2 separate regions of the Mus musculus genome follow, and region 2 is linked to region 1. The links are chromatin loops, found by intact Hi-C in ENCODE. Cell type or tissue: heart. All regions are shown on one strand. Links, peaks and the distances in the headings refer to the core of each region. The heading gives the core; the rest is flanking DNA.

Region 1 (15,962 bases), core at 5,232-9,231:
CAAAGGCTCCCATGCCTGGCGGAATCCACACCACCACACTACCAGGGGTCTCCATCTCAAAAAGTCGAAAGGCTGTAGGGGATTTCAGTGGGGGGGAGAAATATATCTTACAGGGCATCTTCTGCCAACAAAGCCTGCAGCTTTAACTCAGCACTGGGGGACAGAATGCTTCTGGCATCCAGAAAGGCTCCTGCAACAAGGAATCAGACCCTGGGACAGCAGTGGTCTTGAGATCAAGACGCCAGGGAAAGCCAGCTTCCCAGAGGCACAGGACCTGGTAGAGCAGTGTTCTGCTGAGGCTGGCTCTGTCTCAAAGCAAAAACACCCTCAGGCTTGTGTGGGTGTATGGGTCCTGGGTGTCTGGCCCTCACACAGGCTCCTCCCCGCCTTGGACTGTCAGGCTGGGGCAGCGATGCTTCCTCCTGAGCTGGGGTCTCAGCTGCCCACTTTCCTGCTGGGTGGCCCTCCCTGGTCTCCTGACTTTATTCCCTGCCAGTCATGGGTACGGAGGCACTCCGAGGCCCTGGTCCCTGAACATCAGCAGGCAGGCTGGGCAGCTTTCCTCGGAAGTCCTTCCCCCCACTGCACCCCCTGACACACACACACATACACACACACACACACACACACCCCTCACCAAATGCTATGCATTGGGCTATCCTGTCACTCAGCCCTCGAGGACAAGGTGTGTTTATTATTCTCTGCAGTCAGCCAATGTGAGGACATCAGACATCAGAGTCCCTGGAAGCTGGACCTGGGCTTCCCTGGAGGGTCTCATGGGCACCTGGAGCTGTACACTATTACAAGGAGTAGGGACACAGGTGTCCTTAGGTGGACACTGGCCTAGTCATTGGTATCTCAGCCAGTAACTTATCTGGGTGAGGGCTAGAGACTGGGGTTAGCAGAGAGAAGATCCCCTCCCCCCCACCATGGGTCAGCAGGCCCTCAGAACTTGAGGGAAGGTGTGACGGTGGGAACCTCAAAAGGCAGCGCCTGATCTCTCCAGACTGCATGAGCAGGCCCACAGCTTGTGTGTTAAGTTCCCTGGAGCCCACTGGGAACGTTTGACTGCAACCGGGTGTCAAGGACAGTTGTCTAAGTTGCTAGTCACTCAAGAGCACCTGGATGTGAGGATCGACTTCTAGGCATTTATCAACAGGCATGGTTAAGGCAGGGCTCGGCCTGCAGGAAGGGGCGCGTTCTTCTAGTAACCACAGGGGACCTACACAAGCTATTGTTGCTGCTGGCTCTGCTAGGGAAGATCTGGTGTGCCCTGAATCAAACTCTTGGCTCCAAAGCCTTATGCTGGGAAAAGCCCCCCTTTCTATTCCCAGCTCAGACTTAGCCCTGCAAGCCTCAGGAAGAGAAAATGACAGACAGTCCTCAGTTCTATGAAGCAGAGGAGACAGTGTTCAGGGCAAGTGAGCCAGGAACGCATCCTAGCTTCCATCTGGACCCTGAGGCCATGTTTCAGGGTGAGTACCACTGGGTAGCTACAGATATCGGTCTACAGCGTTCCAGGGCCAGCAGGAAGGCTCAGGGTTCTCAGGCTTTGGCTGGGGTGATTTTATTGATCACATACACAGGGGTCCAGCCTATAGGGAGCCCCAACATCTCCATAAGAGCCGTGCAAGTCCAAATGCTAGGCTCAGCCTGCCTAGAGGCAGCTTGTGAATTGGCATTTCCAACCATTCCTGGGCATGGTGGCTGTCAGCTGGGACTCTGCCTGGGGAACAGAAACTTTGAGATCCCAGCCACAATGTGACCTTTGCTCTCCTGAGTGCCCTGATATTGGGGGGCAGAGCCTGACCCCCCCTAAAGCTCTCACACATGCACTTGTTGGGGGGGGGTGCTGGCTCATTTGCCTCCCATTTCCCTGCAGAGGTGGGGGGCAGCACTCAGTCCCTGCTGCCTGACTCCTCAGGGTCTCCATAGGTTCATGGCCTTCACTCCAGAGTGTCTTCACAGAGGCATGGCTCTGTCGCCGTCGCCTCTGCTCCACTTGAGTACTACCCCTTGAGCACAGAACCCTGCCTCTTCACGATGACCCCCAGATCAAGCAGGGAAGCACAGCGGTACTTCTAGATTTGGGGTTCCAGAGATGGCTGGTCCACTTCCACTGCCTAAGCCCCTGAACTCCAAAGGCCATGTCAGCAGGGGCTAGAGGGAAACCCAGGGCAGATGGGGGTTTAGAGAGGCAAGGGAGGAGTCCCACTCTGTGCCTCGGTTTCCTCAAAATGCATAGGGTCTGACAGAGGTGAGCAGGAGACTTTGGGTATGAAGAGGCAGTGTGCAGAAAGGGCACAGGGAGGGTTCACTGAGCAGTCTAAATGGATGCTTACTGGCTGCCATTGGTGAACAAGATGGTGGCCCACCTGAGGTCACCTCACCCATGGTCTCCGGGTTCCCACAGGGCCATGCTGTTGCTTGATGCCTGTAGGGATGGGGGAGAACTGCTCGGTCTCACCCCTGCAATGTGGAGACCTGGCTCCTGTGCACCATGGGAATAGAGTGAGTGCTGTGCGTGGCCTTCAGATCAACGGCCCAGCCTTGCCCTACTTGCAAGCATAGAACACAGGCAAGGCTACGTTCTGGTGTCAGGACACATTTAATTGGGCCAGTGAGATGGCTCAGTGGATAAAGACGCTTGCTACCAAACCCCATGACCCGAGCTACACACCTACACACACACACACACACACACACACACACACACACACACACGGTGCTAATAAATGTAATAACTTTTTTTAAAAGATCCACTGTTACATCAAGGGTGACATCAAGGGCAGTGCATTGATCTCAAGGGGCAGGAAAGAAACCCAAGATTAGATACCTACTCTCTGGGGTTGGGGCTGCAGCCATCCTTGTATTATGGCCTGGTCACAGATGTGCTCCAGGCCCCGAGGGAGGCTGGAATCCCCCTTCCCTCCTGAATTGTGGAGCTGAATTGTCCTCCCTACCCACCCCCACCTCCACTCCATAAGCTCCACAGAGCCTCGGCCCTCCTCCTATCTTTATCTGGCCGTGAACAGTCAGCTCCCCACCGTGGCCTGGCCTGGGGCAGACCGGCTGCCCTTTCTCCAGGGGTCAGAGGCAGGGCGGCATTGCCATCGCCAGCAGTAGGGCTCTCAGGACACCTCCTGAGACCCATTTATCACAGCTGCCTCCAGCCCAGCTGGCAGGGCCACGGAGCTGGCTCTTGTCAGCATTTTTCCTCAGAGCAGACGCTTGTGACACGGAGGGAAGAGAGGGAATCTTCTGTCCCATGTGGGAGCTGCCTTCCTTGTGAGGTCCCAGCTGGGCCTTGGTCTGTCTTGTAGTCCCCCTGTTCCAGGCTACAGCAAGGTGGTCATGGAGGGGGAAGGGCCCTTCCCTTCCTTCCTTGGGCCTCTCTGGCAGGGAAAGAGGTGCTGGCTTTTCCTACCTGGGGCTGTTCCATCTAAGATAGATGGAAGCCACTGACTTTTACAATAGGAAGATGATGGTGCGGGGGTGGGGCAAGGTGGGGTGGGGCAGGGCAGGGTAAAATGCTGGATACAGTTGGAGGTGTTCCAGAATGGGCTGGAAGAGCCGGGGCAGGCAAATGGTTGCAGCTGGGAACCCTCCTGTTTAACACAATCCTGTAGGTTCTCCTGCACCCCCGCCATCTTCTCTGTGGGCCTCCGTAGCCTCCAGACCTGAGGTGAGATTACTGAGCCACAACACACTACCAATCCACCCCACAACCATGCTCTTCAGCAGGACTGTGTCAATGCCATGGGCTACCCAGCAGGGACAGGCTGAGTTGAAGAAGAGGCCCACGAAGGTCCAGTCACCCTACTTCACAGCTCGTGCTTAGGGTGGCCCATGATGGAGATGATCCTCTGGGAGCCTGAATCACTTCTGTGTGTAAACGGGGACACTGTGAGTCTCTCTACTCATAGTATGCAGAAAGGCCACACGCTCCGAAGGTTTGTGACACACCTAGAACAGGGAGGGACATATGGGGTACCTGTGGGGGGGGTAGGTAAGGGCTTGGGTTCTGTTCCTGGCAGACCCAGCATGGAGATGGGGGAAAGGGATAGAGAGAGAGAGAGAGACAGAGAAAGAGAGAGAAAGAAAGAGAGAGAGAGAGAGAGAGAGAGAGAGAGAGAGAAAGAGAAAGGGAGAAAGAGATGCCGGACTATACATGCAGAAGGCTGCTAGCCAACCTGGGTCACACTCCAGCCCCACCTGCCCATAAGACACGGAGACTCCCAACCCCCCCCCACCCCCCCAGTGTGGAAAGTGTTGGCTCCTGAAGGCAGCTGTTGGGGCAGCAGCTTTCAGACAGCCATAATCCCACAGTGCCTCTGACTCAAGCTCAAGTGCAGTGTCTAAGCAGGCAGAAGCCACCCTTGTCCCCGAGGTTCCTGACAGCCTCTCAGAGCCTGGGATCCCTAATCATGGGTGTGAACAGGGATGTCGAGTCTGCCTGAACCCCAGACCCAGATACTGTGTGGCTTTAGGCAGTGTTGGCTTCCAAGTCTCTTGTTTCTTTATCTGCACAGAAGTGGGGGCTGCTGTGGGGGATAAGGAATCTACCCACAAGTGTGCACCATGTTTTCTCCATACCACCCGATATATCCCGGAGTCACCCTATTAATCCTGCCCCCTTAAACCTCACAGGGCTCTGTCACCCCCTACCCTTGCTACAGGAGAAAACTGACCCAGCATAGACCAAAACCCACGAGACAGAGGAGTCAACATCTGCTTTGCTGAGAGTTCCCTCTGACCCTGCAGTGGGTGGGCCCTCTACATGGTCCCTCATGTGACTTCATGTAGAATGAGAGTTTTTACAGACGTGATTAAGTAAAGAATCTGGAGTGGACACCAACTCTTAGTGCCCTTCGAAGAGGCAGGACGGGAAAGGAGGCCACATAGGAGAAAGCCACGTGACAACTGAGGTAGCAATGCTGCCACTGTCTCTGCAAGCCAAGAACCGCTGGGCATGGCCGGCAGCTTCCAGGGGCTGGAAGAGGGGCTGGGAACAGATTCTCGCCCAGAGTCGCAAGAAGAGAACAAATGGCTACCACTGTGATGCCACACTTCCTGAGCACTGTAAGTGGGTGGCGTGGGCTGCCTGAAGTCACCCGGCTCTGCAGACTGTCACAACGGCTCTCTAGAAGCAGACACTCCAGGGAAGGACATGGGATCCACGCTGAGATTGACAGAGGCAGGGCCAACATTCCATGAGGACCTCCCAGCTGAGGACAGGGGACATGGAATGGCCAGAGAGGCTCTAGGCAGGTGGAGTCCACCTCATGTCCCTTTGGGTCAGAGGTACAAGTGGGGGATGGGATGAAAACCTGAAGGCTGAGGTAGGAACAATAGAGAGGCAGTAATCCATGGGCTTGAACTGGAAGCTGGAAGGCCCTAACTTTTCGGAGGGAAGGACACAAGCTGGCCCAGCCCTTAATAAATGGAGCTCAAGAGTCACCCCCCAGCCCCTGGTCTCCACTGACAGACTTTGCCCCCATGCACTTCTCCCGTCATGCCAGAATGAGGGTGCCTTCACCATGCCACACACCACATCTTCCCTGGCCACACTTTCAGTCCCTCCCAGGATGAGCTATCACCACCAAATGCTCGCACACATTGCCTGTGCAGTGTCTACAAGGTTTTCAGGATGGGACCTGAAGGAGGGATGCCAGCAAGGGGCCAGGGGTCTCCACACTCTGGGATACCAAAGCAGAGTGTCACATGTTGCTTGCTTTTGCCCCTGCCAGATGCTCTGAAGCCTACATCTAGAAATTTCTTCCCATAGGGGGACAAGAAAGGATGGCTTTATGGCTGGCAGCCCCCTTCCATGTGGAGTCTTAGGCCAAGAAAGCCTGTCTCATCCGCATGGGTCCCATTGGGTCCCTTTCCTGTCCTGCGTTAGGTGTATCAGCTGATTGGCTGAGCATGGATCTGCTGGGAGTGACTATTAACCCCAAGGGCAGGAAGTTCCTACAAGAGCACCTCAGCCCCTCTACAGGGGTCTCCACTCACCCAGCACCAAACTCACTCCGAGCAATCTACGCAGAAGAGACAGACTCACTTGACAAATACTTGCTCACAAAACAAACAGACTAAAACCACCACAGTGCTGCGGGCATGGACGGACACCTCGGGTGATGTCCGAACCAGAGCCCCAGCTCAGGGTGTTCAGGGCCTACAGGAAGGGACAGCCAAAGGCTTTCAACCGGGAACATCTTCACCTTGAGCTGTGGAAGCCATGGCAAGAGGCTTCCTACAACAGAACACAAAGACCCATCCGAGCTTCCAGAAAAACCTGGGGCTCCTCAAGCTAAGAGTTCCAGCGGGGGCCTGAGAAGCTCCAGTGGCTTGGTCACGGTACCAGATCCAGCCAGTGTTCCTGGATGTGGCCTGGGCACCAGCAGGTTTTAGTCTGTTCCCAGGTGATTTCTGAACTGTCAAACACGGGGGCTCCAGGCCAGAAGGTAAGCATGGTGAGTGGGGGTGGGGAGCGGGGTTGAGGGATGGGGGTGGGGGGTCAGGGGCCACAGACTGGATCAGAGCCAACTGCCTGCATACCAAGGCTTGAGCCGAGTAAACAAGTAACAGAGATTGGCAGGGCCATGGAACAGGCATGTCGGGGAGGGAGGAACGCTCAACTCTCACACACTGCCTATCACTGCAGGGCTTTGCCAGGCCAGAGTGGCACACTATTTCCACACACCCATCCTTTTGATTATCTCTGCTGGCCACCATTGGCTGACTGGGACAAAGACATCTCTTTGGCCATGGTGGGACCTGACACAGATTCGGGAGTCAGGTAGGGACACAGAGGGAGCAGGAGGAAGCTTGGGCAGCCACCAAGAGCAGCCTAGCCTCGGAACCAACGCGACACGAGTCCTCAAAGAGGGAGAGACAGGGCTGCAGGGTTTCACACTTTATGCTCCCATCCAGACACACCCCAGGGACCACAGCAGACCTGGGGTCCCAAAGGGACAGAACAAGATGCTCCGGGCGGGCAGATGTGCATTGTGACTGTGGTGGGGATCTTTTTCCCCAATGTGGCTTCAATAGTACTCACGTGCCCTTGCCTGCAGGTTAGACCTTGATAATCGTGCTGTCTTTTTCCATGAGGACAATGGACTCAGAGTCTCATCTCTGGCAGAGGCTCAATCCCTGAGCCTGCACCCTTAGCTCCCAATAAACCTAGTTTTGTTTTGTTTTGTTTTGTTTTGTTTTGTTTGAAACCTCAGGAGCCCAGGCTCTATTTAATTCTATGTAATTCTTGCTGTTACCGAGAGTGACCCCTGACCTCTGATCCCCTCGCCTCCACCTCCTGAGTACCAGGATTACAGGTGTGTGTCACCACACCTGGCTTTTAAAAACACGGTAAGACATCTACATGAGAGCGGATCATGAAATAAACAAGGGCCTCACTGTGCTGGAAGGGAAGGTCTTGGGGCTGAGGCTGAGCTCTGCCTCCCCGGGGCCACCCTGGGAGCCCTGGTGAGCCGCATCAGCAGGGCTGGAGGCCTCATCATTATTTGTGTCTCATTCCCCGTGGGGGAAACGTAGTTGCCTTCCCTAACAATAACAAAGTATCAGGGCGGCTCTTAAAAGCCACCTCTCACATTTCCTAGAGGCCACCAGGCTCAGAAGTGGCAAGCTAGCCCTCCAAGATCACACAGCAGCTATTCTGACAGCTAGGCATGCTGCCCCCTAGAGCATTGCCAGCCCTGGCCACTTCCTCAAAGCCCATGGATATTCATTAAATACATCTCAACTGAGCAGAATACAGGCCTAACAGGCTCCTGCGCCTTGATCACACAAGAGGGGGCGGGGCTTGCCGCTGCGTGCTCAAATCCAATCTATCCTACTTGGCAAGCGCTCACCGCCTGCCTGTGGGCTGTAGGAAAACTGGCTTGGTGTGGCAGGGTGGTGACCACTGCCTACTGTAGAAGCCAGGGCTCTGCTCAGCCCTCACGCCTCCTGGGCCTGGGCAGCAGCTGGCCACGGTCCCAGGGAGGCCCTTAGTTTCCCAGCCGCCCCTGGCTTTGTTTACCCGGGCCCTTCCAGGCCAGGAACCATCCGGAAAAGGCGGTTAGGCCGGGAACAGCTGCCTGGCGCCTCTGAATGGCTCAGATGTGGTGCGCGGCGGGGGCCAGAGCCAGTATGCTGCCGCTAGGTGAAATCGGCTGCCGTTAGAGTCACCAAGAGCAATTAAAACGAGAGGAAAAACAGCCAGGGTCCTCCAGAGGCACCCGACCAGCTGCTCCCTGCTCCCACCTCTTGGGCCCCTGGGGGTAGCTCGGGCTCTGATTCTTGCCTGGCTAGCGCGCACGCCCCGCCACCTGCCTTCCGCAGAGTCAATATTGACAGCCCCTGAGCAGCTCTCCGGCTTGCCAAGGGTTGGGGACGGGGAGGCAGAAGGCTCCGGATCTCCACTCGATTGCTGTGTGGAGAGATGAGATATTACCTTCCTGACCCAAAACCGGAGTTCACAGCTGCACTTCATTAGGCTCTTCCAGGAGGCCCAGGGAGAGGCCAGGGCTCACCTGCGGGCAGCAGCTGCTGCCTGCCTGCCTCCCTCCCTCGAGGCGCCCTGGGCTCCTGCCCAGGCTTCAGGGCATGGGGTGGACTGCCCAGGCTGGTCGCCAGCACTACCCGGAAGTCCCTCCACAGCCCTGCCAGGAGGGAGAGGAAATGACCATAGACCTGGGTCCGAATCTCCTAGAAAGTACTAGAAGTTGATGCTAGTGGGTATCACCCTCCTGGACTCCTCGCTTTGTCTCTCTGGGTGACATGTTCCCTATATGGTGCTGTAGTGTGTCTGGGTACACAGTAGATGCTCAATAAACGCCCCTTCCCGTCCCCTTTGCAGCTGTAGCTGCCTTTGGAATGCTCACACCGCATAACTGAGAGTTACTTTAACGTCACCTTGAAAGCACCTAGTCTACAAAGATCCAGAAGGCCAGTTGAGTCCCACAAGAGGGGCAGCCCACGTCTTCATCTCACAGGAGGAGCAGAGATACTCAACCAGGATTAAGGGCTTCCCCAAAAAAGCAGTGGAGCTGGAAGTTAAGGGGATCCCGCAGGCAGCAAAGTCAGACACTCCAGTCTAGGGGCCATCTCTGGGCAGCCACTAGGCTGCCTGACTCTGCTCACTGTTGTTCACCGCATCTTTGCTCTCGGCCATGACGTCTGTTAGTCATGCCTCAGCAGGCTCCAAGGTGTCCATGCTGTGACTCTGACCCACCACAGGAGCATGGTGGCTGGCAGAGAGAAGCTATGCAACCTGAACAGATCCCTTGAGCTCTCTGGGTCGTCCGTCACTGAGCATGAACCATATGGCTTGAAGGCTGTGCCTATGGAGGCGTGTGGGAGCCTGAATCCCAGTTTAGTTTTCTTCTCTGTCCCTCCATGTGCTTCAGACACTGGAGGGCGGGGGGCGGGGGGGGGGGGGGGAGAGGAACATGGTGGGACGATGACAGACTGACAGACCGGGACGGGGACAACAAGATTTTAATTCAGTCCCAGCTCAGAACCCTGTGCAATCCCGGGTGTAGCTCCCCAAGTCTGGGTCACCTTTCTAGCTCCGGGTAAGATGCACCATGCTCAGGGCTGATGTGGTGACAGGTGACAGGGACTCAGGTACTAAGGACCCCCCCCCCCCACCTCATCCCTAGTTCTTGTCCTCTCAAGATGTCCTTACAGCTGCCCTTTCCAGGTGGGAAAACTGAAGTCTGAGGAGACCTGGGTCAAGGTCAAATAAACGGAGCTGAGATTTGAACCCTGCACTTAGGTGCCCCAGTTTTCCACCACTATAAGCTTATGAGAACCCCTTTCTAGGGGCTTCTCCAGCCACTGGGGGTGGGGTGGGGGGTCAGGGGCTGTGATGGCTGGAGCGTGTGTGTGTGTGTGTGTGTGTGTGTGTGTATGTGTTTGTGTGTGTGTGCATGGGTGTGGAGGCCAGAGGTTGACATTTCCTGACTTTTCTGAGGCAAGCTCTCTCACTGAAGCTGGAGCTTGCAGGCCTGACTCACCAGCCAGCAAGCTCCAGGCGTCCAGCCTTTTCCTCTTCCCCAGTGGTGGTGGCATCACAGACTCGCCACACAGCCATCTTTTATGTGGGTGCTCGGGTAATCATACCGGGGTCCTCATGCTTGCATAGCAAGCAGTTCACCCACTGAGCCTTCTCCTCAGCCCCTGTGAAGAATCCTTACAGAGAGAGTAGCCCCTGAGTGTGGGGGTTGCACGTTGCTCACCAAATCCCCAGTGCAGCAAGCAGGAGCTCGGGCTGACGCAGGGCAGAGAGTTGGAAGTGAGAGGCCATATTGCCCAAGGACCCATTCCAGGTCTTGGCTAAAATGAGAGGCTACAGCCTATAGGGCCCCTGCCATGGAGTTGTAGAGGTGGCTCTAGGCTCTGGGATGGATGAGGAGGAGACAGGAGCTGTGCCTGAGAACTATAAGCTTCTGCAGTGACAGAGCCTGGGGAGGGAGGGTGCAGCCGGCCCTGAGGGAACTTGTAGGCCAGAAGAGCAAACAGGCTTAGAGAAATGTGCTCTTCTGCCAAGGGTAAGGATGCCAGAGGTCAAGAGCAGGCACCACCCTGTGAAAACTGCCTTCATGGGCCTCGCTCATGTGGCTCCAGCTGAGCTGGGGCTATAGACCTCACCACCATCAAATAAAGAACTGGCCCCAGAGAAGGCTGCCCACACCCGGACACCGTCCCTCCTCACAAGCCCAGGGGTTCATTGGAGCCTTGTTATCTGTCTTGGACCCAGCACTGACTCCCAAAGGGGAGCCAACTAGCGATGCCAGATCCCTCCCGAGGAGGCTGTCCCACGAGTGCCCTGGGCCTCTCTATATCGATACAGGCTCTGTCCTATACCTCACTGATGGATGGGAGGCTGAGGTGCGGAGTACCTCAGCTCCTGCCATTTCTCACAGTCCAGGGCAGAAGCAGGAGACCCGCCCCCCCCAGAACTCCTAATCTGGGCCCACAGTAGAGAGAGCAGTCAAGGTCTGGGTCTATGGGTCATTCCCAGAAAGGCTCCCCAAACAGTGCAATGCCAGGTTCGGTGGGGGATGGAGCTCTCTGGCATCGTGATGAGGGGCTGTGGTGACATAATGCTCACCGTATGCATGCCGGGAATGGCTCCAAATGTCACAGCGAGCAGTATTCAGGATCTGGCAAGCAGGCAGTGAGCGAGCCCATCTTACAGATGTGATGTTCACACACAGAGGTCAGAAGACCTGTCCAATGACCATTTGTGACTTTGGTGTCAGCTGCAAGTTCCTCCAGAGGTAGCTGGGAGGTGGGGTGGGGCCTGGGGGCAGCTGAGGTCAGCTCCTCCCCGCTGCCCACCCGGGGGGAGCCACCACTGCTGGCGAGCTCCCCCAAGGCCAGGCCTTGCAAAGGAAGCAGAAATCTGTCGTTAGCGCAGTGCCAAACCCGAAGTGGCTGCTCCCGAGCTGCAATCCAATAAACGTGTGACTTGTCTATTTATCATCCGTGGGGCTTTTTATCACACTGCAGATGGCTGCTACCTTTAGAAGCCTCGGCAGCCCGCTGCCAGCCGCCCGCCACGCACAGCTTCACTCAACAGGATCTGGGCCTGCACCTGCGACCGACCAAGAGCGAGCGACCTGGGGATGCCTGGTCCTCAGCAGGAGGGTGGCCACTGGGCATGGTCAAGGTGACCAGTGCTCTTCATCTCTCCACAACGCTCACCCACTGCCCCTTGCCCATGCTCATAGCTGCAGGGACGGACGGGTCGCTGTTATGGCTGTACCCAGAACAAGCCACCACCCCCACCTTGGGGCTCTCCAGAGAGTCAGGCTGGAAAATGGAGCTGAGAAAAATACCAAGGGCTTGTACAGAGCAAGCAGCTGGCTTCCCCACATATGTGCACGCGCACACAGCTACAGCAGGGGAGGCTGGGGAGTCAAAGGCTTCTCAGGAGCTCCGCTGTGGGCATCGGGTCGCACCTGCGCCTGTGAGAAAGTCACCAGCAGAGAGGTGGCACGCATGCACAAGGACTGCTCTCAGGCCCCATGGGAGGGTGGATGGACCCCTGGGGAAGGGCAGCTCTTTCCCACACCTGAGACATCTGCCACAGGGCTCCCCAGATGATTCTAGCCCCTCGAAGTCAGTCACAGTACACAGGGTCTGGTCTCAACCATCCAAATTGATGCTCTGTGTGTGTGTGTGTGTGTGTGTGTGTGTGTGTGTGTGTGTGTGTAGCAGGTACACTTGTGTGTACCTGTGTGCGGGGGACTAAAGGAATTGCCACCCCACCCCTTAGAAGAAGTCAGGTGGTGGGGACACAGCACCTGGACATTGTCAAATTGGAAGAGGGACATTTGCCCTTTGCTGAATCCCAGAAGCCACAACTCCTGGCTCCTCCCGCTACCTGGCCATCTCCCAAATCTCGTCATCTCTCCCTTACACATGAAGCCTGGCTGCCTGGACCAGTGGAGGGTCCTGGTGCCTCCTACCCCAGATCACCCTTAGCACCTCTTGGTAGTGAATGCCAAGGAGGACTTTGACCACTACCGTTCCAGTGGCTGTCAGTGTCTCCCATGGGCTCTACCTCTGCCACAGGAATGAAACCAGAGCTTAAGGTTGGGGCCCCAGAAGGCACTGCTTGGCCAGGGCTACAATGCTACCACACGTGGACTCCCCATGACAGGAAGGGTGGGCAGTTTGGGCTGCGGAACTGCACTGGGCTCATTGTGATCTGGTGAGTCGCCTCAGTGACATCTTAGCACGTGTAAGCACGCTAATCCACCTTTCCCGGCAGGCCTCCCTTTCTGTGCTAACACTGAAGGTTTTTTTCCCCTCATAATAGTGATAGAGCTTATATAGACACCACTGAGGCCAGGCAGGGATCTGAGCACTCAGCCCTTACCCCGCCCCCTTCTAAGCTTTGCCAGCAGCCCACCGGTAGCCCAATCAGCTTCACAGCTGGGGAAGCAGCCACAGCAAGGTGGAGAAGCTGGCCTGGGGTCATGCAGCGAGCGGGGAGTCACAGTCCTAAGATGTTCACCTCTGTGCAGGCCTAGTGGGGGTCCTCTGAAGTGGACACCCTCCCTGGGAGAACCCTGTCCATCCTGAAGGGACTGAACAGTAAATGACTCAGCCATCTCCTGGGATAGGACGACTCAGATGTCCAAGTCTGGGAGGCAGGTTTTCCATGGCAGAAAGGGTACCTCAGGCCACCTGTCACCTAAGAGGTTGGGCCAGGCTTGACTGCAGGGTGGTGTCTGTCTCCAGCCCCCCCCCCCCCCGCCCCGGAGATGAAAGAGAGGGCTCTGCCCTCAGTCAAGAAGTCACCTGGGGCATGGGGATGCAGCTCAGCTGGTATAGGACATGCCTAGCAGACACAAAGCCCTCGGTTCCATTCTGAGTACCATATAAACCTGCGATGGTTGCTCGAGCTTCTAAGCACATCGTGTGGAGGCAGGAGGGTCAGGAATTCAAGGTCTTCTTTGGCTACACAGCAGTATAAGGCCTGCCTGGGCCACAGGAGACCCTGTTTAACACCAACAAAATAAAACAATAAAGCAAAGAAAGCCCCCTGAGGGATATCAGTCTACTTACAGCGCCACGGGGGCGTCCACAGCCGCCGTGGGCTGCCGCCTACGAAGTGGCAGTGACCCAGCCACAGTGTGACAGCGGAATGTTCAGACATTGCCAACTGTCCCCTTGAGCAAGCCGGATCATCTCTCCCGGAGAGGATAAAAAAGCTCCTCTGAGAAACCATCACAAAGACGCAGCACCGACTGCACACAGACTATGCTCTGTGCGGGTGCAGCCTGCAGAGGCCAGAGGGATGGAGGGCTCCTAGGAAGACAGGCTTCAGCCGGGCAGAGCATAAGATGGGGCATGACTGGGGGATGAGGGGGTTCCATGAGGGACATACGTGCCCCATGAGGAAGATCGCAACCCACCCAGAGCTACACAGCAGCACAGGCTGGATGTGGGACCGGAAGAGCAGTGGTCAGAGCTGGATACTCCTAGGGTGCTGTTCTAGGAGTCAGTTATGAACAGCAGACTGTGCTTTAAGGAGAGCCGGGAGCTGCGCCCTAATAGATGCTCCATCGACTGCCTGTGCCCCACTTCTCTGTCCCCTACTCAGGGCCTTGATAGGCCTCATGGCCATTTCCTGATTGCTTATTTAACATGCCAGGGAGCTTACAGGCCTGATGTGATATAGGGGGGAAAAAAGCCACACCAGAGACCTTTGACCCCTGCAGCCAAGGAGTTATAGCATGTTCTTGGTAATATCAACCCAGGGCCCTCTTAGAGTACATGACGGCCAGTAAGGGTCCTGTGGCTGTCACAAAGGGACTTGGGTTTCTATTGCTAGCCCACCTCTAGCTCTGACAGACACGCATGAGTCTTCTGGAAGCCAAGGGGATGCTTCCCCCAGACAGCTAGACATAGACTAGAGAACCCTGCTGGGTAGGCAGGAGAGCTGGGCAGTGACCAGGGGGTCCCTTGTGGCTCCTGGTAAGCCTGCGTAAGCTGTGACTGCCTACCTCTCCCTCACTGGACAAATAAGGTTCTCAATCCAGAACTGGGAGGGACAAGGTGAGACGGAGACCCCACAGTGTACCAGTGGGAGCTCTGGTTGGAAGACAAATGTCAAGTGACAGCAGCCGGGGCTTGTCACATGCCAGGACAGGTACAGGATGGCTGTCAGGAGTGTGCATGGGGAACAGGTGGAGTTATTCTTCAGTGGGGGTGGCAGCGCTCTGAAGGGCAAGGATAGCGTGTGTAGGTATGTCACCGTGCACACGTGTCTACAGTCATGGGACTATAGCCACTGCATTTCTGGGTTGAGTCACCTGCTGCGTACATGATAGTCTGAACCTATGCGCATACATGTGCACGCTGCCCACTCGTGCGTGCGTATGCTCCCTGTGCATGTGCCTGTGCCTATGCAAACCATGTTATACATGTATGTGTTATGTGTGTTAGACAGTGTGGACCAAAGGCTCTCCAGACACCCACCCTCCTCCACAACCTCATGTGTGTGAGCGTGTACATATGTGCCTGTGTGTTCTTCTGCCTGTCATGTCTCTGAACAAAGTACACCCTCTACTCTGCAAGCAGACACCATCTGTCTCCCTTGCCGCTTGGCCATTTGAGCCGTTGTTTGGGGGGCTGGGGGGTGGAGACCTCCCTGCAGAGAGGACCAGATGGTGGAGTGGACCATTTCCCTACCGGCCCTCCCTGTGGCCCACCCTGGCCTCCGGGCCACCTGGGGCATGGCAGGGCACCACTCCCAGCCCTGGTGCCTCAAGGCTGCCCTGACCCCCTGGCCCCAGCTCCACCACAAGTGGCCTTTTGCCCCGGCCACATTAATCTCTGTCCAGGTCAGTTGGCTGAGGCAGGAGAGCAAACAGGGCAAGTCCCCAGGGCGTGCAGACAGAGTGGCTGTCGAGTGACCCCCAACAGCCCTGGCTCAGGGCTCAAGAGGGCAGAGGGCAGAGGGCGGAGGGCAGAGGGGTGAGTTCCCATGTGTCTCCGGACCTTCAGGGATCTGGAGGGGGAGACAACTTTGTCCCCAGCAGATCACTGCTGCAGGTCAACCGCTTGTCTCTCAAGCAGGTCATACAGTGGCTCTGAGAAGCACAGGGTCTGTACTTCCTCACTGGCCATTCCAGGTTCCCTGGGGACTCTTGAGGCAGCTGTCAATCACTTGTGTAGTTATTCAATAGATAAACTGCTGAGACCGAGTGAGCAGGGCACAGGGCTCCCTCCCAGACCAACTGCACGCACTAAATTCTGGTCTCTCACTGCCTAACTGCAGAGCCTTGGTAAGGGGTATCAACAGAAACTGGGCCTCAGTTTCCCGATCGCACTCACATTCCAGGCCGCTCTGTGGCCTGGGAGAGGCCCACAGGCCTCCGACTCACAGACATCACATGCATTAAGGGAGGTGCCAAGAAGGGAGGGTCCCAGGC
Region 2 (15,962 bases), core at 4,668-8,667, 49 kb after region 1:
CATGGATGGCAGAGAGAGCTGCTTCCAGCTGGCACTTACTTAGCAGACAGCAGACAGGCTGAGGACCTGCTGTGTCAGGTTCCCTTTGAGGCCTCTCTTAGATTTAGTCCATTTTACAGGCAGAAAAACCAAGGCCCAGAGAGAGCAAGCACTCCCCACACAGCCGGTGGACAGTCTCGAACCCAAACTGTGCCACCAGGATGAAGATGACGGTGGTGAGAACATTGACCACAGAGGGTACCTCTGTGTAGCAGGCGCTCTGTGACCAGTCACACTTCCCTGTGCAGGAGCCAGTCCCAACCTTGGTATGCCTATTTGCATAGTAAGTAGGAGGGTGGGCTCAAGACGTGCTCATTTGCATTATAAATAGGGGTGTGGCCAGATTCCAGCTGGGCAGGATCAGGCTCCAGGCTTTCTCAGAATCTTCCAGTCTCTGGTTTTTGATGTCATTTGTTTGTTTGGTTGGTTTGGGAGTGGGAGTGGGGAGTCAGCACATACATATAGCCCTCCCACCCACCCCCGAAATACAGGCTGAGCCCTAGGATGACAGGGGCCTTGGGTAGAATCATCTGAGCCTCACTGGTTTAAATGGGGGTGGGAGGTGACCTCTGAGTCCACTTCCCTTCAACTTGAGGAGGCTTTGACCAAAGGGGAGCCCCACATAGTGGGCACCAGGCACACTGGCGCCTGCTCTGGGTTGTGTCCTTGGGGACAAGGTTCTCCCCTCCCCCATTCCTCCTTTCTCTCTCTCTCTCTCTCTCTCTCTCTCTTTCCTGCAACCCCTAAGGTCACCCTCATCAAATTCAGGGTCGAGGCAGGCCCCACCCAAAGCTGGAGCCACCCTGGCCTGGGGTCACCCACGGTCAGTCCTAATGGCTGCCTCCCCTGTCCAGCCCTGTCTCTGCAGGGAGTGATCTATGGCCCCATTACCACCCAGGCCTCTGAAGGGCTCCAGGATGGATTACTGCCTGCCTCGCAGAGCAGGGCGGCAGTTTCCACTACTATCCATCAGCAGCAGCTGGCCCTGAGAGAAAGCCGACACCGCTACCAGACACAGGGGCTGTGGACTCCGCTTTCCCCTTTAGCTTCACTTCCAGGAACCCCAAAAAGCCATCTGTCAAGGACGGCTGTCCTAACCGTGTGACTGTGGGTCTCCATTTGGGTGTTAGCCTCCCTAGACAGTGCGTCCCACAGTAGGGTGATACCATGCCTACTTGGGGACCCAGGCTGCATGTCCAGCATCATGACCAAGGCCCTACTTATATGTGGGCCATATGTTAAGGCCTCCTCTCCCCACCCTGCCCCCCAGCCTGCTACAAGCTGCCACAGGCCCAGGTGGCACCTCCAAACACCTGCTGGGTTCTCCCTGCCTGGCAACTGTCCCTAAGGCTATGTGGCTGGGTCCAAGAAGGTACAAAGGACTAACAAAGCAAGAACAGGCTTGTCCACAGCTGGCAGAGAACACAGGGCCTAGGGCAGGTGCCAGAGAGCCAGCAACACTTTATGACAAGAAGCAGTTTTGGGTGTCCAGCCGCACTGAGGAGAGGTGGGCAGGGCAGGCATGCCCAGGGCCCTGATTTACTAGGTCTCCACAGGCTGCTATGCTGCATACCTCCTGCCTCCCCTGTGCGTGCACGGAACAGATCAAGAAAGTCAAGCAGGCCTGTCCTGACCCCAGCATCCACCTTTCCAGTGGAGGGCACTCCCACTGGTTCTGTCACCATGGGAGGACTTGATTTAGTAAACTGTCTAATGAGACTTCTGCAGCAAAAGAGGCTCTGGTGATCCAAAACACAGCCCATAGCCTGGCTGCTAACCTTTGGCCTCCTGCAGGCTGAGCTGTCACCTGTCTTGCACGGGAAAGAGTAAGAGAGACCTGGGGCTGGCACAGAAAAGAAACTCTGTGACCACAGTGACAAGGAGAGCACAGAGCCACAGCCAGAGGGTGTCATGTGCTAGGACTGGTATCGCCAGTTCAATTCAGAGAGGGTGAGAGAGTTTTCTAAAGTCACACAGCAACGGCAGAAGGGAGTCATTATTCTTGTGTTCTCCTCAGCTCCAAAGGAAAGGAAGGCAGCTGATAACCTTACACACACAGCATTCACAGAAGCTGTGACAGCCCCTGCATCCCCTCATAGTTGGGTGTGACACTAAAATGGGCCTGCTCAGCCAGCCGGGGTTGAGGGTCCATGGCTGCCACTGCCACTTTGGTGGCAGTTCCACATGTGCAGAAGGGATGGCTGGCTTTGCCTGGATTCAGAGGCCAGCGATACACTGTGACCCCATGCACAGAAGCAGGTAAGGACTCCCATCCTGGCTCTGCAGGTCCCTTCAGCAGCAGGTCACTCTGTCCTGCCAGGGTCACAGCCATCTAGGGCCTCCAGGCTCCTTAGCGTCCACTCTCCTCCTACACACGATCAGTGAGAAGTGGGGGGGGGGGGGGCCTGAGATCAGCTGCTGAGGACAGAGTCAGGCAAGGGCTTGGGGAGCAGCGGGGGAGGGGAAGAAGGCAGGGGAGAGAATATGGACATAGGTACCGGATACTGCCTGAGTGACCCAGCACTGTGTGTGAGGAGTGAGGACGGTCTGTCTGAGTCCTTAGGACTATGTGCATGAGTGGTAAGTACTGGATGAACGTGATCATGTGTGAGCTGAGTACTGTGTACCGAGTACTGAGAGAGTGAGTGATAAGTGATAGAGTACTGTGTGACTGACCAAGTACTCTATGAGCGGCCAGTGCTGTGTGGGATGAGCACAGGAGGGATCAGTCCTGTGTTAGTAGTGAGTGCTGTGTACAGGGTAAGTCTTTCTGTGAGTACTGTGTGTTCATAATGACTGTGCAGCGAGTACTGAGAGCCATGAGTACACTTCGGAGTGAGGCGTGTGTATGTGTGTGTGTGTGTGTGTGTGTGTGTGTGTGTGTGTGTCTGTGCCTGTGCCTGTGCTGGATATGAGTGCTTATGTCTGTCTGTCTGTCTATCCATCTGTCTGTGCTGTATTTGAGTGCTTGGGAACTCAGTACATGGTTCTGTCTGTGTATCTGTGTGTCTGTCTGCGGGTCTGTGCTGTATAGGAGTGCTTGGGAGCTCTGTACTTGGCTCTGCTGTTTGGCTGTCTGTGTTGTACAGGAGAGCTTGGGAGCTCTGCATGGTTCTGCTGTCTGTCTGTCTGTCTCTGTCTGTGTTGTACAGGAGTGACTGGGAGCTCTGTGCATGGTTCCACTGTATATCCTGAGTACAGTACACTGGCTACTAAACAGAAGTGAGCTTAGCTCAGTGTGTACTGAGGACTCCTGTGTTTCCACGCACACAGGCTCTGCAGGGCCAGTGATGGTCACAGGAGGACAGTCTGCTGCTGAGGCATGCTGCGTTCTTCTCCTAAAGGATCCTGAGTGGCTCTGCCCACTCACCATCCCTGTTCTGTGCCAACCATCTTCTCCCTGGGTACAACCACAGACCTGTAGGTGGGTGGCCTGGTTTCTCACAGGGAAGCTGGCTATCTTTCCCATGCACAACAAGGCGGTTTTTCAAAATACTACACCTGCAGGTTAGACAGAAGACCTCAGAGTCAGTCTCAGGTCGGAGGAGCTTAATGTGGGGACTGAGCCCTGTCTCTGAGGTTCAGACATCTCTGGGGTTGACCCTGCCCCCATAGCAGTCAGAGCTGTGGGCAAAGGAAGGCCTGGGGACACAGATAAGGCTGGGGTGCAGAGTGGCGGGAACAAGCACCAGACAGAAGTGATAAGCCGTGAGCAGCATGGCCCCACCCCAGGCCTCAGGGTTTATCTGGAGACAGCAGATAGCACACTGCCCAGAGAGTTGTGGTCTGGGTCTATGACGGATGACAGTGTACCTGTAGCCACCACAGGGGAGTCAGCCTCTCTGGGGCTCAGACCTGCCTCCCAGCTCCCTGTGAAACTGCTACTGCCTCGACCTCAGCTTTGCCCCATAGCCCTATAGAAGCATTAGTACCCGGGAGGCCTTCAGGACCAGCCAAGTTCTGACCCTCAATCTTGCAGAGTCAACGCTGACCCAAGGGCCAGCCTGAAATGCCTACTTGATTCCAAATTCCTGAACTGTCCAGGGAGAGTCAGCCTGATGTGGCTGTCCTCATTCCCCTACTGGCTGTCACCCCGGCCTTAGTTTCCTGTGTTCCCACATCCTACGGACATCACAAATATTAAATGTGTCCTTAGCAAGAGGTATATGTGTGTCATTAAATACAATTTGTTTATTAAGAGTATAACTTACAGACCTACCCACAGGCACAGCCCCAAGAGGCCAAACAAACACAGGTTCCCAGACAGGAGCACATGGTATTTAATGGAAGACAGGTCACAATACCCAAAAGGTGGTGGGTCAGGTGGCCACTAACCAGGGATGAGCCTGGCAGCCGGTGGCAGGGCAGTGCCTAGGAGAGACATGCCACTGAGCCTGGACTGTCTGCTGTGGAAGAAGCCGAGTGCTGTGTGACTGGTAGTTGATGCCTGTACCAGGTCATCTGAAAGGAGAACGTCAGCATGTGGCCAGCAAGAGGTGGGGGACAGGGCTGGAGAGACGACTCAGCGGTTAAGAGCACTGACAGCTCTTCCAGAGGTCCTGAGTTCAATTCCCAGCTCACAACCATCTGTAATGGGATCTGATGCCCTCTTCTAGTGTGCCTGAAGACAGCGACAGTATGCTCATATACATAAAATAAATAAATAAATCTTTAAAAAAAAAAAGAGTTGGGGGCAGAGGTGACATCTGGTTGGACAGATGGGGGACAGTTTTGGGTGATGGGTGCTTGCAAGTTAGAAGGGGTAGGAGGCATGACACCATGACAGAACGTAGGCTGCCACACTACTGCTTTGTGGAGGATTTGAACTTGAGTTCATCTCTGTTAAAAAGCAAACAACCTAGTGGAAGAGCAGGAGTTGGGGTCCAGTGGCTAAGAGCACTGGATGTTCTTCCAGAGGACCCACACGGTGGCTTACAACTTCAGTCCCAGGGACCTGACGCCCTCTTCTGTTCTTTGTAGGAATCAGGCACATATGTTAGATGTGCTGGTAAGACACCGGAATGCATACAATAAGTAAATAAAAATATTACACATATATATGGAAAAAAGTTGCAAGCAAGTGTCATCAAGACTTCCATGCATCCAAAGAATTCCCACAGTGCTGGAGAGTCAGGTCCCCAGACAAAAAGCCAATAACCATCCCCTTCTGGGGTGCAGGATATCCCAAGGAGGGCGTGTGAGCCCAAAGGGGTCTATGCAGGCCTCTCCCTGCTGGACCACCCATGTGGTGACGCCTTCCTCCGGCCCCCATCCTGTTCCTTAGGTAGCTCTCCTGGGCCCTTGGTTCTGCAGGCTCCGACAGCCCAGTCCCCAAGTCCCACAGCCCTCAGCTCTCTGACTTTCCCTATCCCTGGCACCAGTTACAAGGGGTCTGTCACCAGGACACAGCTGCTGTTCCTGAGGCCTCTGACTGACCGCAGTGTTCCCTGGCCCGTTGGGGTGCAGATGTCCAAGCTGATAACCCTTCCTGGAGACTCAGCTGTGGGCAAAGGGCCAGAGATAAAGCTGGACGACAGACTTCCTGCTGGGGCAATGTGGCTGGGGCACAGTGGCCAGAGAAACCTGGGCCTCCCACTAGCCTCCGCCTGCTGGCAGCCACACGCAGCCTTAGGATGGTCGACTCCTTGAAGCCCTCTTGGTCAGGTCTTAGACAATGGCCAGGAAGACGGCCAGTCATCTGAGGCTAGTGAGGTCTAGCCTCTGCCAGCTCCGACCTCCTGGGTGTTGCGGGAAGAGATGAAGTCACAGTCCTTCCCCAGGGCCAGCAGAGCAGCTGAGAAGGGGCAGCCGCTTCCTACACAGGAGCCTGCCATGGTCTCATGTGCCTGCCACCATGTTCCACGACTTTCTCTACTTCTCAGAAGAGGAAACTGAGGCACAGGGAAACTACATCACTTGTCCCAGGCTACACAGCCGAGAGGAATTTTTTTGTTTTGTTTTTTTTGGGACAGCGATTCACCAGGTAGCCTAGGCTGGCCCGGAACTCACAGAGATTTGCTTGCCTCTGCCTCCCCAGACCTGGGACAAAAGATGCATGCCACCAAGTTTGGCTAGCCTTGAGTTTTAACTGGCACCTCTGTTTCCCCCAGGCTTTGCAGCAGCCAGAATCTAAACCTGAACCCTTGGGTTAGGAACCACGGTTAGGAGAGAAGGCAAACCCCCAGCCATGAGAGACCATGGGTACCATGGCTGACTACTCTGCATGCAACAACCAGAGAGACACAGATACCCCAGGTCTCCTGCCATCCATCTCCTCCCGACACCCCAGGTCCCTATATGGCTCCTAAAGGAGTGCCCTGTGGCCATTCCCACATCACCCCACCCCCACCCGGCAAACATTCCACAATCAGAGCGAGTAGAATTCCAGAGCCAAAAATCAAAAGATGGCCGGCAAGACAGGGTTCCTATGAGAGAGCTCTCCACTCCACAGACAGAGGGAGCAACTACTCACAGGCTGTTGCTGGGACACGTGTCCCAGCTTCCTCTGCTGCTCTGTCCCCGCCCACTCACCCCTCCCACCTCCTGTTCTCCACCCAGCAGGCCCTCCTCCCACACCCGAGGGCAGGGGCACCTGTGGCTTGCTTGGCAGGGCTGGGTGCCAGGGGTCATGGCACTTTCCCTCTGCTTCTGGGCTTGCCTCCAGCCTCAGCCCACTGTGGTGACAGCCTGCCTGCCGTGGCTCAGAGAACAGAGTCAGAACTGTGTTCTTATGTCCCCAGCCAGGACCACACGCCTTGGCAGGCAGGCAGGGACCAGAGCCCCAGCCCAAAGTGGCCCACACCACCCAGCCACAGACTCTGTCTGTAATCAAACCTACCATTAGGGAGATGAGAGGCAGTATCCAGCCTCCACCCTCACCCCAGTCCAACCCTAGTGGCCACCCCTAAACATGGTACAGAAGCCAAGGGCCAGGACAGCAGTAACTCAGGGGCTTGGGGTCCCCAGAGGTAGCCCCAAGTCGGCACCTGGAGAGTTTCCCAGGAAAGAAGATACGACCAACTGCAGGCAGTTCCTTGTAGGAAGGGCACATGGATTGTGAGTTGTGGGGTACACTTCACTATGATATGGGGTCACTGCTGCTAAGGCCAAAAGGAGACTCACAAGTGCCTAGAGTGGACACCATGGTGGGGAACTAGCCCACAAGGAAAACTGAGGTTTCTATCTCCTTTAGGGAGCCTCTATTTCTGCCTCTATCAAGAGGGGGTGATGGTGGAGCTGAGGCACCAAGAGGGACCTGATAAATGTCATTTCCCTCCTCTGGCTATGTTAGAAAGGGGACAGAGGAGCTGGAGAGATGGCTCAGTGGTTAAGAGCACTGACTGCTCTTCCAGAGGTCTTGAGTTCAATTCCCAGCAACTACATGGTGGCTCACAATCATCTGTAATGGGATCTGACGCCCTCTTCTGTTGTGTCTGAAGACAGCTATAATTGTACTCATATACATAAAATAAATAAATCTTTAAAAAGAGAGAGAGAGAGAGAAGGAGGGAGGAAGGGAGGGAGGGAGGAAGAGAAGAAGGGAGGAAGAGAAGAAGGGAGGAAGAGAGGGAGGGAGGAAGAGAGGGAGGGAGGAAGGCGGGAAGGGAGGGAGGGAGGGAAAGGAAGGGAAGGAGACAGAGGACTAGGCTAGGGCTGCCTTTTCAAGAGGGGGCCTTGTATGACAATTTGCTATCCTGATCTGTCCTGGGGGTGCTGGGACAAGAGACTTGTTTGGGGCTCCAGCTTCCAAGCTGGCTGGCCCCCTTTTGTCAAGATCTGGCCAAACACCGGCACACTCAAGCCTGGTCCTGCGTGGCCCATTCATGCCCATGTGACCCGGGTGAGGCTGGTGTTTACTCCAGCTGCCTGTCTTGACGCTTTGTAAAGAGCCAGGCTTCCTTCCCCTGGCTGGCTGTCTCTACCAGGTGAGGCTCAGGGGTGTCCTTCTTCCAAAGACAGTGCTGTCCCTGTGTTTCCTCTCACTCTTGAAAGGTGAGACAGAATCAGGGGAGCAGGGAAGGAGTTTATTAGGAGGTGGCCCTGAGACACAAGAGCCACTGGGTAAGAACAACAAAAGGACAACTTAGGAAGCTGGCAGCTAACAGACCTAAATCTGTCAGATGTCTCATTAGCCCCATCTACCCAGAACCAGCAGGGGGACTGCCAACTCTGTTAGGATGGAAAGAGGCCCAGAGAGGTCAAGAGGCCAGCCCAAGTCACACAGCTTTAAGTGGTAAACCCAGGCTGTACACCTAGGCTGGCAATAAGGAGTAGAGCTTTTCACCATGAGGCTCTGGGGGACAACGAGACCTTCATGGTCTTCTGGGCCCCACAAGGGAAGGCAAGGTGCCACTGCTATTGAGGTGACAATCTCATCAGAATCTCCTCTGTCCTCAATCCCCTGCCAAAGCCACCATCTCCATCAGACTCCCTGTGGCTTAGCAGAGTGGCCACCCAGCTAGCAGGACACACAGGTGAGGCGCTCACAGACCCACCATGCTGGCAAGCATCAGCATCTATTCACAGTTCTCACCTATAGCTTCTTCTGCCCACAGCACCTGGGTGCCTGGCGGCACGCCCAGCTCACACCAAGGAAGTTGGGCAAGTGCCCTTTGCCCCCGAGGCTTAAGGAAACATAGAATTCAGGGGTGCAGGAGGAGTCTGTGCACGGCAACCACTGAAAGGGCTAAACGGAGCTGGAGAGAGGCCACCCCTTGCCTATGAGAGGCCAGAGCTCAGCACCTTCCTTCTGTCTGAGGCAATCTAGGACCACACAAGCAATGGCCACCTAGAACCTGGGGACAGGCCCAGGAGCCAGCTAGGTTAGCCCAGGCAGGAGACCAGGTTAGCCCAGGCAGGAGGCCAGGGCAAAGGACAAAGCAGGCAGAGGGCAGTTGCACAAAGGAACAGCCAGTATCACAAGCTTTGCCCAGGTTCCAGTGCCCACATGTATGTCCTATAAGAACATAGAACTTTCCCCTGGAGTCCCCAAACATTGCTACTGGTGTCTCTGCCATTGCTGCCACCCCGCCCCAGTGAGACCCAATCCTCCTGACTACTCTCAGGGACTAGTCCCTTACTACCTCAGACAGCCCTGTAAGACATCGTGTGTCCCCTTCATTATCTGTAAACTGTACGTCTTACCAGGGAAAAGAAGGTCACACCTAGGACTGGCCCCTAGCCTGGGTTCCATGCAGCCTTCACTGATGATGCTGCCTGTGCTAAAGGAAATGTCAGATGTCACTTGTATCTGACATGGGACTGGGAGGACTAGAACCTCAGAGTCACCTGCATGGGACACCTGGGCCCTGAGCATGCCTCTGACCCTCTGGGGGCTCTGTAGCCCAGGCCCACACGGCTCCACTCTTGACCGCCGCTCCCATCCCTGCCTTTTACTTCTTGCTTCCTGACCAGAGGGTGGCCTGGAAATGGGTCAGCACTGGCTCTTCACCTAGGCTGTCCCAGGCTAGGTATGCTCTGGGAATGTAGGACTCAGTGGCCTCAGAGCTGGGAGCACACAGATGAGCCCGAGGGCAGGCTTGGTGCCGGGGTCAGCTCCGGGTCAGCCTCTGTTCCACAGTGCACAGGGTGTGGAGGCTCGTGCCTTGGGACAAGCTGTAGGAGGGGTTGGCTCAATATCCCACCACACCGTTCAGTCAGCTAGGCTGGATCTGGGACCCCAAAGTACTGCCTCTTGGGCCAACACTTATACCCCAAATGCATCTCAGTGTCCTTGAGCTAAGACACTGCCACCCTGAGTCAGGGCTCAGCCCTCTGTCACCCCCACATCCGTCTACAAGCCTTGATGTCTGGGCACCAGTCCCAAGACCCACACTCCTTCCTCTAAGCTGGTGCAGGCTTTCCCTGGGGCTCACTCTGGGCCCACTCACTCGTGGGCTCCTCTGGTCAATGAGAAGTGACTGGCCCAGCCTGGTCTGGCTGCCTGTGGGGACAATAGTGGACTCACTTATGGGAGGGGCGGAAGGACCCACCGGTGAGAGGCTCCCTTCTCTCTGCCTCTCCATCCACCTCTCTCAACCCTACTAAGCTCCTTTATGAGCTAGGTCCACACTCGGAGCTGCGTACAAGCTTCAGCCCAGCAAGGCAAGGCAGGCTTCCTCCTGCTCCCCAGCGTCCTGCCTGGCACTGCCACTATGGCTTCTGTGGGGACCAGGCCCTCGGAGGTGACAGCTATTTCCCTATAGTCCTGATTTCTCTGCCTCGTGTTCTCCTGGCAGGCTCAGCTGACCAAGACATTTTGTGCACAGAGGAGGAAGGCTATGCCCTAAGACACAGAGGGGTCACCCTGACAGCCCTCATTCCTGTAGGAATTTGGCACCACAAGGGGGGTCAACACAAAGGTCAAAGGTCAAAGAGACACAGTCAAGGCTGGGGTGCTGGGAAAGGATGTGCGTATGCGTGGGACACAGGGAGGAGGAGGAGGAGGCTCAGACGAGAAAGGAGAAGAGGCTCCACAAGAGGAGGCTCCACGGCACAGAAGGCCAGGCAAGTGGTGGGCTCTCAGAGGCTGAGGTGGGCTGTGGGTTTCAGAGCCTAGTCAGTGCTCTTTGCTTGGGGGTGGGGGTTGTAGATGCAAGGGACACAGGCCACTGGGAGGGAGGAGGGACAGGAGGCTCCAGCATTTCTGAGTCAAGGGTCTCGGGTCTCTCCCCAGAGAACTTCTTCTCTGCCCTATTCAGCTGGTAGGGTCTCCATTCTGAATTCCCTTCTCTCTAAAGTCCCCAGTCACATGGTGCTTCCCCTGTGGCTTGCTCTTCTTGGTGTCCATCTTGATGCATTTGGGGGAAAGAGAGCACTCCAGGTGCCCTCAGCTTTGGCAGTGTTTGGGGGTTCCAGGGGAAAGTTCTAGGCAGATCTATGTTCTGGATGCATTTGGAGGTGGGGACCAGGGTGATCTGCCTGCTGTCTCCAAGGTACCCAGGGGAGGGGAAGGGGCAGAACCTGGTTCCTGGGGCTAACCCCACCCACTCCAGGCTTCTGTTTCTGGCTCTGCTGGGTTGCGCCCCCTTCTGGGCCAGTGACAAACTACATCCACAGCTTCTGTCCGGGAGGGGCAGGAAACCATCCTGACCCCTGACCTGCTCAGCAAAGAGAGGGGAATTTGGGGGTCCAAATGCAGGCTGTCCTTACTCAGCAGCTTACAAGGCTGGCCCACCACACCCCTGAGTTCTGGAGTGACCCCACTGTCCTGCAACTGCCTGAATAGAGACACACTTCCTGTCCACTCCGCCCCTTTCACTGACACTAGGGACCCCGTACCAAAGACATAGTCAGCCCAGTCAGGCTGACTGGAACGGACCGCCAACCAGCAGGCTCTATGAGACACCACCTCCTCCTGCAGCTGTGAACAAAGAGCCACCTCACAGGGCAAAGTGGACCTCTTGTGGCTGTAGCTGGGACATTAAACCCTAGGCAGAAGGAGAGGTTAGATAAGCCAGTTGGGTGTGTTGGGGTCTCAGGGTTATTCCAGCTGGGGAGGGGTACAATGGGAGAGAAAGGAGAAACACGAGGAAGGGGCCACAGGCCAAGGACAGCTGAGGCTTTCAGAAGCTGGGGCAAGCGCGAGGCAGATCTTACACACTAAGGAGGAAGCAGCCTGTGAGGCCTTAGCCTGGAACCCAGCCGAGAGCTCTGACCTCTAACCTAAAAGGAAGAGGCACGTTTGGAGCCACTAAGTTCCAGGTGACATGTGACAGCAACCACAGGAAACCGGTGTGACGGGAAGAAGGCCGTTCCCAGACTCACACAAGTGTTTGCTCCCAGGAACATCCTCCAGGGCACAAGCTCAGCTGTGACCTTGAGTGCCCTTGGCCGAGCCATGACCAAGGCTGGGTCCTCTGTTTCCTAAAGGCATTGCTTCTTCTGGTTTTGTTTTGCTTGTAAGATTTGTTTGTTTTTATTTCTTAGGCGAGAGTGTTTTGCCTGTGTGGAAGTGCACCACCTTTGTGCAGTCCCTCTGAAAGCCAGGAGAGGGCGCCAGGTTCCCTGGGCTGGAGTGACTTGAGGCTGGACACTATCTAAATGTGGGTGCTGGGATTTGAACCCTGGCCCTTTGCAAGAAGAGCAGCCAGTGCCCTTCAACACTTGGCCATCTCTGCAGCTCTTCTTATAGCTCCCTCACCAGGTGTTTGAAATAAATTCACTCAACCCTCAGAGCTCCTGTACAAAACATGTGCTGACTGGACCATGCCCTGAGGAGAGAAGGAAGGCTCTAGAGTTGGATAAGAAGCCACTTGGATGCACATACCTGGGCTCTAATTTCCTCCATCCACTGCCGCACAGACCCCAGCTCCCATTCACCCAGTGAAAGCTTGCGAGTCCCCCACACCCCACCCCGCCCGCCTAGGCCAGCCAGCATCACACAGACACACACAGACACACACACACACACACACACACACACACACACGGAGGTAAGAGACCCACAAATTGGAAGGAACAACATTTCCAGATGGGAATGAAGCTGAAGAGAGAGGCTACAACCCCGTGAGCAACTACTAAAAGCTGAACGGAATAAGCCCCCGAGGACACAGGGAAAGTGTCACACATATGTGGCCTTCAGGAGGGTGGGCCAGGCTAGTTATAACATTGTCTCCCTAGGGCCCCATGACTCTTCACCCACAGGGCCCACAAAAGTCACTTCAGTGGCTCCGAGCATAGTCTTTGTGTGTGTTTACGTGCTTGTGTGGAGACTCAGGGAGGGGCAGGTACACACGTCTGTGTAGGTCAGACTCTGATGTCAGATGTCTTCAGTCGTTATCCTGTTTTTGAAGACAGGGACTCACTCACTGAGCTAGGCTGGGTGGCCCGCAAGCCTCAGGGGGTCATATCCTTTCTCCCCTTCTCCAATTCAGGGGTCACATGTGTGAGCCAACACACTCAGCTTCTTCATGAGCCCGCTCCAACCCAAGCCCTGAGCCCACTCCACTCCAACCCAAGCCCTGAGCCCACTCCAACCCAACCCCCTTAATCTATCTTTGTCATTGAAAATGTCTATCTCCAACCTCCTGGGGTAGAAGTTCCAGTTGGCGGTGGCACTTCTGGGTCACAGCACAGCAGGCACAGAAATCTCCCCTGATCACAAGCCATCAGGAAGACACTAGGTCTGAGCCAACCCTTGGGTTACCATTCCCCACTGCCCCACACTGAATACCCTTTCCTCTTTGTTTTATGAAAATTGAAACTGGTGGCAGGCCACACGGCCACACACCAGCCAAGGAAGTGTAGAAAAGACAGTACATCCCAGTGGGTGGGAGCCATCATACACGGAAGACAGATCTGCCAGGGATAAGGACATGGGCCTATGTCTCAGCACTAGGAGACTGCCGCAGCAGAGCCATGAGTTCAAGACCAGCTTGGACTTCGGCATGAGATACCCCACCCCCACCCCGCCCCTTACTGAAAACAACAAAACAATTTTTAAAGAGAGGAAGAGGGCACAGCAGGGAGCATCAGACATTGGTGCTAGGAACACTGACAAGATGGCAGCGTTTCCCAAAGTCCTCAGCCAGCACCAATGTGCTGATTGGAATGCAGGCCCAGCTGAGCATGGTGCTCCATGCCTGCTGTCTTAGCTCTCCAGAGACTAAGGCAGGAGGATGGAGAGTTCCAAGCTAACCTGGGCACCATGGGCAGACCCTCTGTCAGAATAAAATGTCCACTAAAACAGTAAGGGGAAAGGAGAAAGAGGGAGGGTCGGCTGGTCTCTGCCCGTGAGCCCCACTGTGCCCAGAGGGACTCCAGGCCTTCTCTCTCTGGGTAAAAGGCCTCTTTACTGCCTGTACCTTCAGAGGCCTCTAGACTTCCTGCCCTGACTTGCAAGCCATGTTTCCAGCATTATGAGATGTGCCCAAGAAGATAAAAATCACTGCGAGTGGGAGCCAGGCATTGGATCCCAGCTCCACTGGTAGCACCCAAGGGAGTGGAAGGTATAGTGAGGTGTATGGCAGGTGCCCGGGAGGTCCTACTGCAGAGGAGGGTACTGGGGGGGGGGGCGACGTGTAGGGAGCAGCATCCCTCTCTGCAACCCTGGAGCAGCTGTGGCTCCCCAACCATTGGCAGAACCTGTCTGTGCCTGGTGTCACCACGCTCAGCTCTCCACATGCCGCTATGGGCCGTCTGCCAGCTGAGTATCCTTCTCTGCCTTCCTGGTGACAGAGGCAGCCTCAGCCAGAGCCCATTATTCTGACAAAGAAGAGGAAAAGAGGCGGGATTGCTGGTGATAAGTAGAGCCCTCCTTCTGTGTGCTGGAGTCATGCTGTAGGTCAGACAAGGCCGCCTCTTGTCTTCTGGTCAGTGTGCTAGTTAAATTTTTGGTCAGCCTGATACAAGTTCCAGTTGTCTAGGAAGGGGAACTGAGATAGCTCCCTCCATCAGATGGCCCGTGGGCAAGTCTGTGGGGCATCTTCTTGATTGATGATTGATATGGAAGGGTCCAGCCCACTGTGGGCGGCACCACCCCTACGTAAGTGGTTCTGGATTCTCTAAGAAAGCCACGCGGAGCAAATCAGTAAACAGTGTCCCGCCACGGCCTCTCCTTCACATCCTGCCTTCAGGTTCCAGTCTTGGCTTCCTTCAATGGATTGTTACTGGATCTGTAAGCCCCCAGCCCCATCTCAAGGGTTTTATCACAGGGATAGAAAGCTTAACTAAGGCAGGTCAGGCAGCATCCTTGTGCCACAGATGAGGAAACCAAAGCATGAGACGACATCCGGCTTATACCAGAAGCTCAGTAGAGCCAGGTCTTAGTCCAACAAGCCCAGATCCACGCGTGTGAAAATGCTCATATCCTGGCTGCACAGCACGCAGCTTATTTAACACATGACAGGAAGAAAAGGGGGGATGGGGTGGGAAGGGCAGTTGGAAGGAGCATCCCTACTAGACACAGCCCCAGCACCCAGAAACCCTCTCCATGGCTGCAGCTCAGCCCAAGGAACCTGTTTCTCAGAACCTGTGATCTCAGGAGATGCCCCTGAACCCAGAGTCACTCCCACCCCTCAGGGACAAAAAAGATACAGGGCCAGTCTTGAGTTAGGAAGATGGCACAAAGAAGGCCTGGAACAGTGCTGTTCTCAGAGGGCTCTGGGAAGAAGGTGGGAGATAGGAAGACAGACAGACAGACAAATAAGCAGCAGAAGCAGGGAGAAGCTCTGAGGAACCTCAGACCCTGCCTGCACCTGGAAGGTATGGAGGGGGCCAGGCAAGGAGTGTCCCCCACAAGGGCCAATTAATGAGTGTCCCCACAAGGGCCAGGCAAGGAGTAAATTTCACAGGGTCCTAACAATGAATGTCCCCACATAGGCCTGACAAAGGTGTCCCCAAGGAAGCCAGGCGCTGGCTACAAAGTGCTGCAAGGCCAGATCCCATTCCCTGCTGCAGAGCAGCTCAGGGCCTGAGGACAGTGGGAGTCCTGGGGTAGCCTCAGAGCCAGGAAATGGGGCCTTAGTAGCCTAGGCAGGACATAGGCTCAAGGCTCCTTGTCACTGTGATCCAACACCTGACAAAGGCTGCTTATATGCAGGGAAGGGTTTCCTCGGGGGGGGGGGGGGGGGACTTGGTGGGAAGAGCAGCTGGCAGCAGGCAGGAGGAGTCACATAGCATCTGCAGTCAGGAAGCAGAGAGGAGAGTGGCCGCTTGGTGCAGAGACAGAGAGACAGAGCTTTGCCCAGTCTCTCTTCTCAAACACAGTCAACAACAGTGCTTTATCATAGCTGTGGTGGCAAGGGCCTTCCCGCTTCCCAGGTCCTTCCAAGGGAGCACGAAGCCAGCCCCGAACCTTGAAGACAAAGCCAGGGACGTGGGGACCTGAGGAACCCTGTCCCCCAAGCAGGACCTCCACAGCAGAGCATTCCTCTCCACATCTGTCTGCTCCTGCCCTGAACAGCCCAGCAATTCTGGTGTTA

What was found. A loop is a pair of places that touch in the nucleus more often than their neighbours do. Peaks named below come from ENCODE experiments on the same cell type or tissue, not always from the same donor. Only the 100,000 strongest peaks of a DNase experiment are listed, where the experiment ranks them.
Region 2: a loop joins it to region 1, with 2.1 times the contacts of the local background. A loop is called at or near these places in 1 of 42 quality-filtered maps.

Annotation. Positions count from the first base shown.
Region 1 is chr8:120,409,002-120,424,963 of GRCm38, reverse strand. It overlaps a transcript of Gse1 not described here. Among named protein-coding and RNA genes, the nearest start is that of Gm39264, 72 kb to the right of the region's middle. RefSeq lists an enhancer at 1-1,056. In heart, for the core only: CTCF peaks have their summits at 7,709 (motif pointing left) and 8,173; DNase peaks (open chromatin) are centred at 6,697, 7,963 and 8,643; H3K4me3 peaks cover 1,069 bases; H3K27ac peaks cover 3,301 bases.
Region 2 is chr8:120,359,714-120,375,675 of GRCm38, reverse strand. It overlaps a transcript of Gse1 not described here. Among named protein-coding and RNA genes, the nearest start is that of Gm39264, 22 kb to the right of the region's middle. RefSeq lists an enhancer at 3,000-4,776. In heart, for the core only: CTCF peaks have their summits at 5,004 (motif pointing left), 5,644, 6,281 and 6,484; DNase peaks (open chromatin) are centred at 5,525, 6,635 and 7,895; H3K4me3 peaks cover 835 bases; H3K27ac peaks cover 3,917 bases.